Linked DNA regions of Homo sapiens: region 2 is linked to region 1. The links are chromatin loops, found by intact Hi-C in ENCODE. Cell type or tissue: Calu3. All regions are shown on one strand. Links, peaks and the distances in the headings refer to the core of each region. The heading gives the core; the rest is flanking DNA. Region 1 has its middle 8.4 kb from the start of EPHA3. Region 2 has its middle 75 kb from the start of EPHA3.

Region 1 (5,399 bases), core at 186-5,185:
TTCCCATATACCTCCTGCCCTCACACACGCATAGCCTCCTGCATTATCAGCACCTCCCAACAGAGTGGTACACTTGTTACAACTGATGAACCTACATCCACACATCACTTCACCCAAAGTCCATAGTTTACAATAGGGTATATTCTATGGGTTTGGACACATTTATAGTGATACACAGCTATCATTATAATATCATGCAGTATTTTCTCTGCCCTCAAAAACCTCTGTAGTCCCTTTATTCACTCCTTCCCCATTAAATAGCTTTTGTGAAGGAAGTCAAAAAATTGAAATTTGTCTGCATATAATGATTATTTCTGGAGCCATTTAAAATGTTCATATAAAACCATTAACTCCTTTATTATTTATGCAAGCATGTGGCCTAGGCTCTCTGTCTGTGTGATTTGATTTGCTGGAAGCTTAGTAGTATAAGAATGTCCTCCTTCTTGTTCTGGGAAAAAAAATCCACAAAATAAAATATTGCTTTTTAAGGATTTTAAATTTCAAAAACTAAAACTAAAGAGATGTAATAATCTTACACATTGAAAATAATTTACATTATTTTGTTCAATTGTAATTTTGTTTCGCTTTCTTCACTCTTTAAATTTCTTTATATAAAATCAATTTATTATGAATGATAAATAAGTTAACATAAAGTTTGTTAAATAAATTAAAACAACAAACAGAAATATTTTGTCATTTATTTATTGATTACCCTGAGGATAATTTTTGACTATTTCTCTCTAGGGTCAATAGTTTATGTAAACAGTCCCTTAACATTGTTTGGTCAACCAGTTGTCTATGTTTTAAAGGAGAGTATATGATTTCTGCTTTAATCTTTCATCAAAATGCAAGAAATGTATTAATTTATTGAAATATAATTGAATAATTATTATTAACACATTACTATGTGATTAACTTATTTTGCTAAATTTTCTGGGCTATGTTAAACTGTTTGAAAGGGAAAATTAAAGAAGTAAGTGAATAGGTAGGGTGTTGAAATCTGGTGTAAAATTAAACCAAAAGAAGACAAAACATAACTATAAAAAATAAAACTTTATTATCATAAATAATAATTACATTTTCACTCATTCACCCAATATTGATTATAGACCTACTATGTGCCAGACACAGTTCTAGATGCTGGGAATACAACAGTGAGCAAAGCAGACCACAATCACTGCTCCCCTGGCACTTAATTCCAGAGTGTTTGGATGAAGACATTCTTTGGCAGGATCAGAATTTGGTCACAGGTGGTCTGTAAGGCTACTTAGCATTCATGAGTTATCCTTATATTTCTAACAAAATAGTATTCTGCACTTCACTGCTCTCATCATAATACAACATTGTTTTTCTTATGTTTGGCATATTACTCCATAAATGAAGGATAACCAGCAACCCATGACATATAATGCTGACTTACAATATTGTTAAACAATAACATTGTTAGATACTGTAGAAGTTATGCTTCTGATGAACATTAAAAATAGATGACTGCAAGTTTTTATAGTAGATACAGAATATAGATTTATTTTTTCTACATTAGGCATGTTCTTCTCCAAAGAAGATCATCCTTACAAAGATTTTATATATATATATATATATATATATTTATTATTATTATTAAAGTTCTAGGGTACATGTGCACAACGTGCAGGTTTGTTACATATATATACATGTGACATGTTGGTGTGCTGCACCCATTAACTCGTCATTTACATTAGGTATATCTCCTAATGCTATCCCTCCCCCCTCCCCCACCCTACAACAGGCCCCGGTGTGTGATGTTCCCCTTCCTGTGTCCAAGTGTTCTCATATTACAAAGATTTTTTATGCACTATTCAAACAGTGCATCATGTCTCTTCTGAAAATCACACTAGGGTACATCACTTTTACTGAAGGGAGCAAGACACATTCCACAGGAATGTCAGGTATGCTGCTGCCCAAAAAGGTTTAGGACATTTGGTCTATCCATTTTTCTCTTGATCTTCCTTGAAGCTTATACCTTTAAATAAAAGTGCTAAAAATAATTCAGTTTTTTCTATAGTTGTTGCTTTCCACAATACCTTTGTGAAGGCGAGCCCCTGTCTTCCCTCTGCCCCAGACACTAAAGGGACTTCTTAAGACAACTATTCATTGTAGTGATCCTGTTTTTTAAATGTCAATTTTATCATATTTCCTTACCTTTTACTGCAAATTTTACAGAGACACTTTTTTTTTTTTTTTTAGGAAATATCTGGAATATACGTTAAATCTTACACTCCTGCCATTCTCATGAACATTTTCATGGGGAAATTAAATGAGGAAACACTGCATATAAAGAAGAAAGATTTAAAAATAAAGAAAATGTGCCACTTATCTAAACACTCTTTAGTGTGGAAATGGGTAGATTTATCTGAACAGGAAATCAAATGTGACAATGTGACACCTTTTCTTGATTCCTCAGGGCTATAATGAACTAATCATACAGTCCAGATAAGGTAAATACGAGGTGATGTAATTAGTTAAAACTCACAGATGTACACATGCATTCATACCCTTCTTAATTACTACTAATCAGGAAATTAATTAAACTGAACCTAAAAATAAAATTGTGCTTATTCCTGTGAAGGCCTCTATGTCAATGAACCGCCTCAATAAACAGATCTAAATACCCTAATCTTCAGCCGCAGAGGCTGCTGCCTCTTTAGAGCCCTCTAGTGGAGAGCACGGCTTATAGCAGTGCCCTATGCCGGCGACTTGACAATAAAAAAATCTTTCATGAAATCGAGGGAAGTGAGGACTGGTATGTGACTCTATTCCTTCATTTGTTTAGATGTGATGATACCACCCAACAGACAGACTTCCTGCATGTGGACTTGTAAATGTATTCCACCTTTTTTACTCTAAGGTGAATTGAAAAACATCCAAGTTTTCAGTTGAGGCTTTACTTGTACATATGTTTCAAAAAAAATTACTGAATATTTGAGATGCTTAATTAAATCATAGGAATTGCAAAATAAATGCATCTTAAATAAGAATATAAAACGAAAATTTTGAATCCCTTCATTGCCATGATTAAAAATTGAATGAGGGCATACTCATTTTTCTAGAAAACTGTATCACTGTATTTGTAATTATTTTTAAGTATTTTAGGTGCAATCTCCCTTACTTTGATTTATTTTTCAAACTGAGTTAATTCTGAGTTTCAATCATCTTTGTAAAACCTGTAATTTTGTGTGTAAATAAACCATATTTGGATAGTAAAAACCCAGAGTTAGAAACGGAAATAGCTTCCATTTAACTTGGGAAATATTGCATGGATAAAGATGATTGACATTAAGATGTGGACTACCTGCCACACTTTAAATTATTTATCATTATTTAACCACTGTATTGATGTGACATAATAGGGATCACTGACCCACAGCATAGTCTAGGAGACAAATTGGAAAAGCAGGTGAGGTTATTTGGACACTTGCGGAAACCAGAGCATCCGTGAAAAATCACAAATGTTTGACGCTGTTGAATATAAGGCCTCGATGACTTAATAAGGATTATTTTTCCAGTTCCCAACTGAATTGATGACTATGGTTAGACAAGTACATAATCTGTTAATTTTTCTGTATTGAGTCATTCTATTTTATGTTCAAGCTTGTGAGATAGTTCAGAAACAAAATTGAAGTCACGTGTTCTCAAAATTCTTCCACAGAGCATGTAATAATCCTTTATCACCTTTTGCTTTATGTAGAAAACTATTTTGGATGTCCTCTTACTTTGATCTGAGCCATAAACATAGCATCTGTTATGACATCCTTTTAAAAATTCCCTTCAATCAATAGGCCATATTGCCATTGCTTGTTTTACTGAACCACATAACAATACATTAAGGAATGAAAATGTCATTTGATATTTAAAATTAATTGATAAATAAAAGGACATTAGTTTTTCATCTTTAGATAAATTTCTTAATATTTGCAAACACAAATTCATTTTGTATTAAATCATGGGTTTAACAATGGTATTCTCATGTTTGTTAAGCTGTATATATCTTCTTGGATAGTTGAAATTTGGTCTTTTAATATATATCTCAAGAAATTATCATCCCACTATATTATCACCCATTTAACATATCTGAAACAAAATGAAATAGGTTATTTTACATTCTTGTGCTGAATAATGTTTTCACTTTTCTGGATTATGTTAGGTCATTTATTTTGTTGTTAAAGAACTTAAAATATTGGGAAGGAAATCCATACACTTGAAACAGTTAACTGACAATGCAGATCAGTAAATGATGAAATGCTTCTAAGAGTGATTTAGATAAAGGTGAAATAAGAGTCTACAGAAAAGATGGTGTAGTCTTGACTACATAAAGCCATAAAGATAGCATCTGTTATGACATCCTTAAAGAAGAAAGAGATTTAGAGTAATGTAGTGTTATCTAAATAGTTGACTGGAGCAGTAGGTTAGTTTTGAAGTTTACTGGGAGATGAGTTTGAATAGACTGAGCCATGTATTCCCACTTTTTTTTTTTTTTACCATATCTGACTTTTTAATATTGTAATGTCTCTATTTGAATATATTATACATATTTACACTAATTTTCCAAATCAACCAATGTATTTTAGAACTTTGCTGCAAAGTGTCATCACTTGCAGCAGACATCATCACCTCGGAGCTTGTTGGAAATGCAGAATCTCAGGTCCCGCTCAAGATTTCCTAAATAAAATTCTGCATTTTAACATGCCCTGCTCTAAGAAAATACTATTGGATAGTGTATGGTCTTTCTTGTTGATGGGTACAATATTCCATATGTATGTGTATGATGAATATACATATGTATGTATATTCATAATTATTTCTCAAAAATGGGTTTTAAAAGGACTACTATATAAGTCCTGTCTCATCCAAAACATTCCCTTCACTCCTCCACCATCTCAAGCCCCATATGCTCTTGCTCAGAGTTTGCTCAGAGCCTTGGGATGTTTTCCTTAGATGTTAAGATGAACTCTTGGCTTGTTTTGACTGTCTTTTGGCAAGAGAAACAGAAGAGTAGGAAGTAGTGATAGTAGTAAAATTTGTTTTAAAAATGGAAAAATGTTTCAGAAGTAATTATAAAATTGAATGTAAGAGTATGTTTTAAATAGCATTGGTTTATCCTAACCAGCAAATCACATTTATAAGTCTTTTTTTGCTTTTTTGGACAGCTTTATAACAATTGGATTAAATCTTTCTAATTTATAATCAGCATTTTTCAATTAATTCGGGCATGCTAATTTTTATATTGATTGCATAAACTTGCATGTTTACAACATATTAATTCAGTGGATATCAGTTAAAATACAGTAAATTAATTTGTGCCATCTGCTGTGACTATTTTCAAAGCCAAAATTTAGTAATTGTCCTGAAAAATCACTGTC
Region 2 (5,399 bases), core at 296-5,295, 67 kb before region 1:
CTTCAGAAAATTCTTTTTTTTTAATTTTTTTATATTTTTATTTTATTTTATTAATTAATTTATTTATTTAGAGACAAAGTCTCACTCTGTCAACCAGGCTGGAGTGCAGGGGCATGATCTCGGCTCACTGCAACTTCCGCCTCCTGGGTTCAAGTGATACTCCTGCCTCAGCCTCCAGAGTAGCTGGGATCGCAGGCACACACCACCACACCCGACTAATTTTTGTATTTTTAGTAGAGATGGGGTTTCACCATGTTGCCCAGGCTCATCTCGAACTTCTGACCTCAGGTGATCCACCCACATTGGCCTTCCAAAGTGCTGTGATTAAAGGCGTGAGCCACTGAGCCGGGCCTAAACTTCCATGAAATTCTGAAGATCTTCAAACCCCTTCATATATGTTACATAACACAATTATTAAAGATATTTAAATTTGACAGATACTCATTGTATGTTTTTTATTAAAATCACAGTTTTTAAATGAAGTTTCAATTGCACATTAGAGGTCTATTACCCAGGAAAATATCACATCATATTAATAGAAATATTTTAAGATTTCTATTAAAAGAAATCTTTTAAGATTGAGAATAAGAAAACTTATTCTCAAATCAATGAAATAGCGGTGAATCTGCCTTAACTAGCTATGACCTAAGTATTCTCTTTAGATGTTACATTTTAATATTTTTTTAATTGCAGAGATTTAAAATAATGCTTTGACAAATTTTTTTCTCAAGACAACATAAACTTTGATGACTTGTTTCCACAGGCTTAGGAAATATAAGAACTTTATATGACAATTTTATCTAGACATATGCTGCTTATAAAATGTCATTTGCAAGCTACATGCTGGGATATATTCTGTCTAGTACATAGGATGCTTCCACCGGTTGAGCAATGTGCGTGTTTCAGTAAGAGTATAATAAAACATTTGAGAGTTTGTGACAGCTAAAATCATGACCAAGATAAATTAATCATTTTCTGTGATCCTTAAAGCCAAAGTTTCATGTGCATTTCAAAAATATACGTGTGTTTTGGAAAAGGTCATGTTTCATTAAACAAAATATGAATATTTTGATAATGTTCACTATTTTTAAAAACTACAACCGTATTCCCTATGATTCCCTCACTTTAGCAAAAGTAACTGTGTCCACTATCTCTTCAACCAAACATTACTATTGTCATTATTTGAATTGAATAAGAATGTATCAAGTACAAAGAAAATATAATCAATGGGGGTATTATGAAATACAGATGTCAAAATTCATATGTTTACTCTTGAAAATTAAATTTTAGGTATATAGATGGAAATGTTTCAGTGTTAAATCAGTTTCTAAAGCATCATAGATTTGTCAGAAGGCCTCAGTTGGACATAGGTGGGGTGCATGCGTGTGTGTGTGTGTGTGTGCATGTGTGTATGTTTCAGTGATAAGTTTGTGTGTGATTTCTGATTATAGAGTTTGAAATTTTTTCATTAAAACTTTCTGAACCAATACTAAAAATCGGAAATTTTCATATAACAATCTAGATGTTATTCTCTTTTTGAAAACCAGAAATAATGCGGAGGTGCATAGAGGCTTTAGTTTGACACTCATTTACATTCATTTGAGACCTATAAGCATTTGAGTTTTAAACATAGTTTTAGACCAACTCAATGAGTTCGTGGCTTCTTCTTACGTTAGGCCCCAGAGATAGTGTAGAGGGGGAGTTCAACTGTACAAAATAGTGGAATTTATATAGTAGCGGAAGCAAAGAGAGTAGATTTTAATTTTAGTTATGCTTATACAGATTACAGGCATTTCTTGCTAAATGTCAGAAAACAGTTTCTGAAAATTAGACAACCTTCATGAATGCACTAACCTGGAGCTTATTTTATCCTATTGTAAGTATAAGAAATCATAACATGCCTTGTGCACTCAATATGTCTCATTTATTTTATGAATCATTATGCAAGGTTTGTCACATCTGTTTTAACTGTTAATTTTTTTTTTTATTTCAGTAACTTGTTTCTAATAGATAACATTGCTTTGTGGTTAAATTTGTCAAAAGTGCCATTATTGTACATCCAAAGTAGCTCTTCATTATAACAGACTATGATGATTATAAAGAGTAATGCAATAATGAAAGGAAGACTTTGGAAACATCATACACAACATTAGCTATAATTTTCTATTTGAAAATCTAGAATTATTATAAAAAGGAAAATTTGACAATAAATTTTCTTAGAAAACATTTGAGAGAAAGCATCTATAAGTAGCCATTCAGGAACACGGAAATTTTATTTTGGAGGGCAACACACTTTAAATTTCTTTGCTAGAAGATTTTCCAATTTTTATATTTGCTTTTGTAAGCTGTAGTAAGTGGAAATTCTTTCTTTCTTTTTCTTTTTTTTTTTTTTTACCATGGCAACAAAGGGCAAGTTCTATTCTAACCTTAGGCAATAAATTAGGATTGGAATTGTTCATATACTTTGCTAATGAAAACACTGAAAAATGTATTAACAAATATCTCTGAACCTTAAAAGTAATCCTTCCTTCCTTCCTCTCCCTTTTTCTTTTTTCTTTCTCTTTCTTTCTTTCTTCTTTCTCTCTCTTTCCTTTCTTTCTTTCTTTCTTTTTCTTTCTTTCTTTCTTTCTTTTTCTTTCTTTCTTTCTCTCTCTCTTTCTTTCTTTCTTTTTCTTTCTTTCTTCTTTCCTGCTTTCTTTCTTCTTTTTCTTTTGTTTATTCTTTCTTTAGAGGGAGAGTAAAAGAGACTCTGTCTGTGTGTGTGTGTGTGTGTGTGTGTGTGTGTGTGATGTTTGCAGTTATGCAATAGTCTAATACTCATTAGCTAGGAAGTAGTGTTGATACACAGTTTACCACAGACACTATTTCAAGTATTCAGGAAGCATAGAAAGTACATACATACATGCATACTTTCAAAAAAATCAATATACAAACTTGCTGGGAAAAAAATCATGTTAACTTTGTGCTATGGAAATTTTTTTTCAGAAAGAATAGGAAATACACGCACATACATACACATTTAAGACAGTATTTCATTGTCAGTTTTAAGATAATAATAGGAAACATAATTTTATGAGTCATAGTCTGCTTGACTTTAATCCTTTCAGACATTGCAACCATTTGATTAAGTGCTATATGAGCTTTCTCCCCCAACACTCTCAAAGTGTCATCTGTCATAGCCTTGCTGTCACAGCTATAAAATATGACTGTCTAATGATATTAGAGCTAAGAAATATGATGTTGGGTTTGGCTTTTCAGATCACAATGATTCCTTACTGTAAGCCATGTAGCATGTTCCCAGTGTACATAACGGAAAAGGAGATTATAAATTGAACACATAAACATAGCAGATTTTGGGGGGAAAGACTGTAAAAAGTAACATTATTTTACGGTTAGACATATTCAATCCAAAATCGCATGAAAATAAAAACTTATTGTCTCCAAATTTCATTTTTTTCTAAGAACATTCCTATAAATTTATTATTTTGAGGATATGAAAAATTATATACATAAGCTAAATCACCTGATCAGAATATTTGCTTGAGTTGTCTATATTAATACTGTATCTAGATTTGTTATTATCTGGTCCCTAAAAATATCCTAATATGTTGCTGACACTGTAAGTGTCAACTAAATGTGGAGCATGATCTCATGGGATTTGTGATAAGAGAAAATATTTTCTATTTCCTGTTAAAATATATAATTCAGCTGTGTCACTGTGTCATATTGGGCAAGTTACTTAACTTCTCTTTCTTATTGTCCTTATGTATAAAACTATGCTTTCAATATTTTACTAGCAGAGACTAGTGTGAATTAAATTTAAAAAATACATGTGAAAAAATTAGAAGTCTTGACTCATAGAAAGTGCTCAATAACATATAGTTATATTTATCATTGGGAATATTGCTGAAAACATGTGGTAAATCTATTCCTGTTCATAAACAATGCCATAATTTAGATCTGTAATTTGGGAACTTTGGTCCCATACTTCTAAAATAATTAAACAACTTGTAGAGAATAAAAAGAATATAACAAAATTAATTGAGGAGATTAGGGTACATCCAAGAATCATTGCTTTGGTTCACGGAGCTTTATGAATTATGAGATATGTCAAAGTAGACAATAAAGAAATGTGAAAAGTAGAAGTAGCCTAAAAGGAAATAAAGATGACCATTAGGGGAAAATATAATATTTTGAATGGATGAGGTTTAGCCAGACTATTATATGTGAAAAGTATGGTGTATTGTTTAGCAAACAACAACTGAGAAGAGTGTACAAAACTCAGATGCATAGAATCTGTCCTCCAAAAATACATGTGCAAGTAAAGGAACTGGAAAATACATAAATACCATAAGACAAACTTGCCAGACTGGAAAAATGCACAAAGGGCATGAAATACTTGTGGAATGGTAATGTGAGGATTGCTTTGGACCGTCTTCTAAAACAAAACAACCATAACTTTCCACAAAGCAACTATAGCTCATGAAAATTACAAAAACAAAAAATTAAAAATAAAACCTCTTTAAGTCTCTGGAAATTGTCCTAAGGGCATACAGCAAATGGAGAAACATTTACTCAATAGAGTCTATGCAATTGGAATCTGTGCCATTTCACCTATAACCTACTCACCCTCCTCCCCCAGCTCAGTGTGACAAAAGTTCTACTGAAGGCAGGTGTAGCCAAGAAGATAGAACTCACTCTTCTCCCAGCTCCCTGTCTAACATTTTGACTTCTTCCTAAGAAGTAAAAGCTATGAGCATTACTACTCATCCATTCTTCCCAGCTCCATTGAAAAAGCTTTATTCCAAGGGGCGGTTCCAAGATGGCCGAATAGGAACAGCTCCAGTCTACAGCTCCCAGTGTAAGCGACACAGAAGACGGGTGATTTCTGCATTTCCAACTGAGGTACCGGGTTCGTCTCACTGGGGCTTGTTGGACAGTGGGTGCAGGACAGTGGGTGCAGCGCAACGAGCGTGAGCCGAAGCAGGGCGAGGCATTGCCTCACTTGGGAAGCACAAGGGGTCAGGGAATTCCCTTTCATAGCCAAGCAAAGCTGTGACAGAGGGCACCTGGAAAATCGATTCACTCCCACCCTAATATTGTGCTTTTCCAATGGTCTTAGCAAATGGCACACCAGGAGATTATATCCCGCCTGGCACAGAGGGTCCCACGCCCACAGAACCTGGCTCATTGCTAGCACAGCAGTCTGAGATCGAACTGCAAGGCAGCAGTGAGGCTGGGGGATGGGCGCCTGCCATTGCTGAGGCTTGAGTAGGTAAACAAAGCGGCCTGGAAGTTGGAACTGGGGGGAGCCCACCACAGCTCAAGGAGGCCTGCCTGCCTCTGTAGACTCCACCTCTGGGGGCAGGGCATAGCCAAACAAAAGGCAGCAGAAACCT

The links. Hi-C counts contacts between places; a loop is a spot of excess contacts. Peaks named below come from ENCODE experiments on the same cell type or tissue, not always from the same donor. Only the 100,000 strongest peaks of a DNase experiment are listed, where the experiment ranks them.
Region 2: a loop joins it to region 1, with 2.4 times the contacts of the local background. A loop is called at or near these places in 1 of 110 quality-filtered maps.

Annotation. Positions count from the first base shown.
Region 1 is chr3:89,096,480-89,101,878 of GRCh38, forward strand. No RefSeq gene overlaps it. Among named protein-coding and RNA genes, the nearest start is that of EPHA3, 8.4 kb to the right of the region's middle. In Calu3, for the core only: a CTCF peak has its summit at 2,671 (motif pointing left); a DNase peak (open chromatin) is centred at 2,702.
Region 2 is chr3:89,029,708-89,035,106 of GRCh38, forward strand. No RefSeq gene overlaps it. Among named protein-coding and RNA genes, the nearest start is that of EPHA3, 75 kb to the right of the region's middle. In Calu3, for the core only: no CTCF peak of the experiment used is centred there; a DNase peak (open chromatin) is centred at 2,774.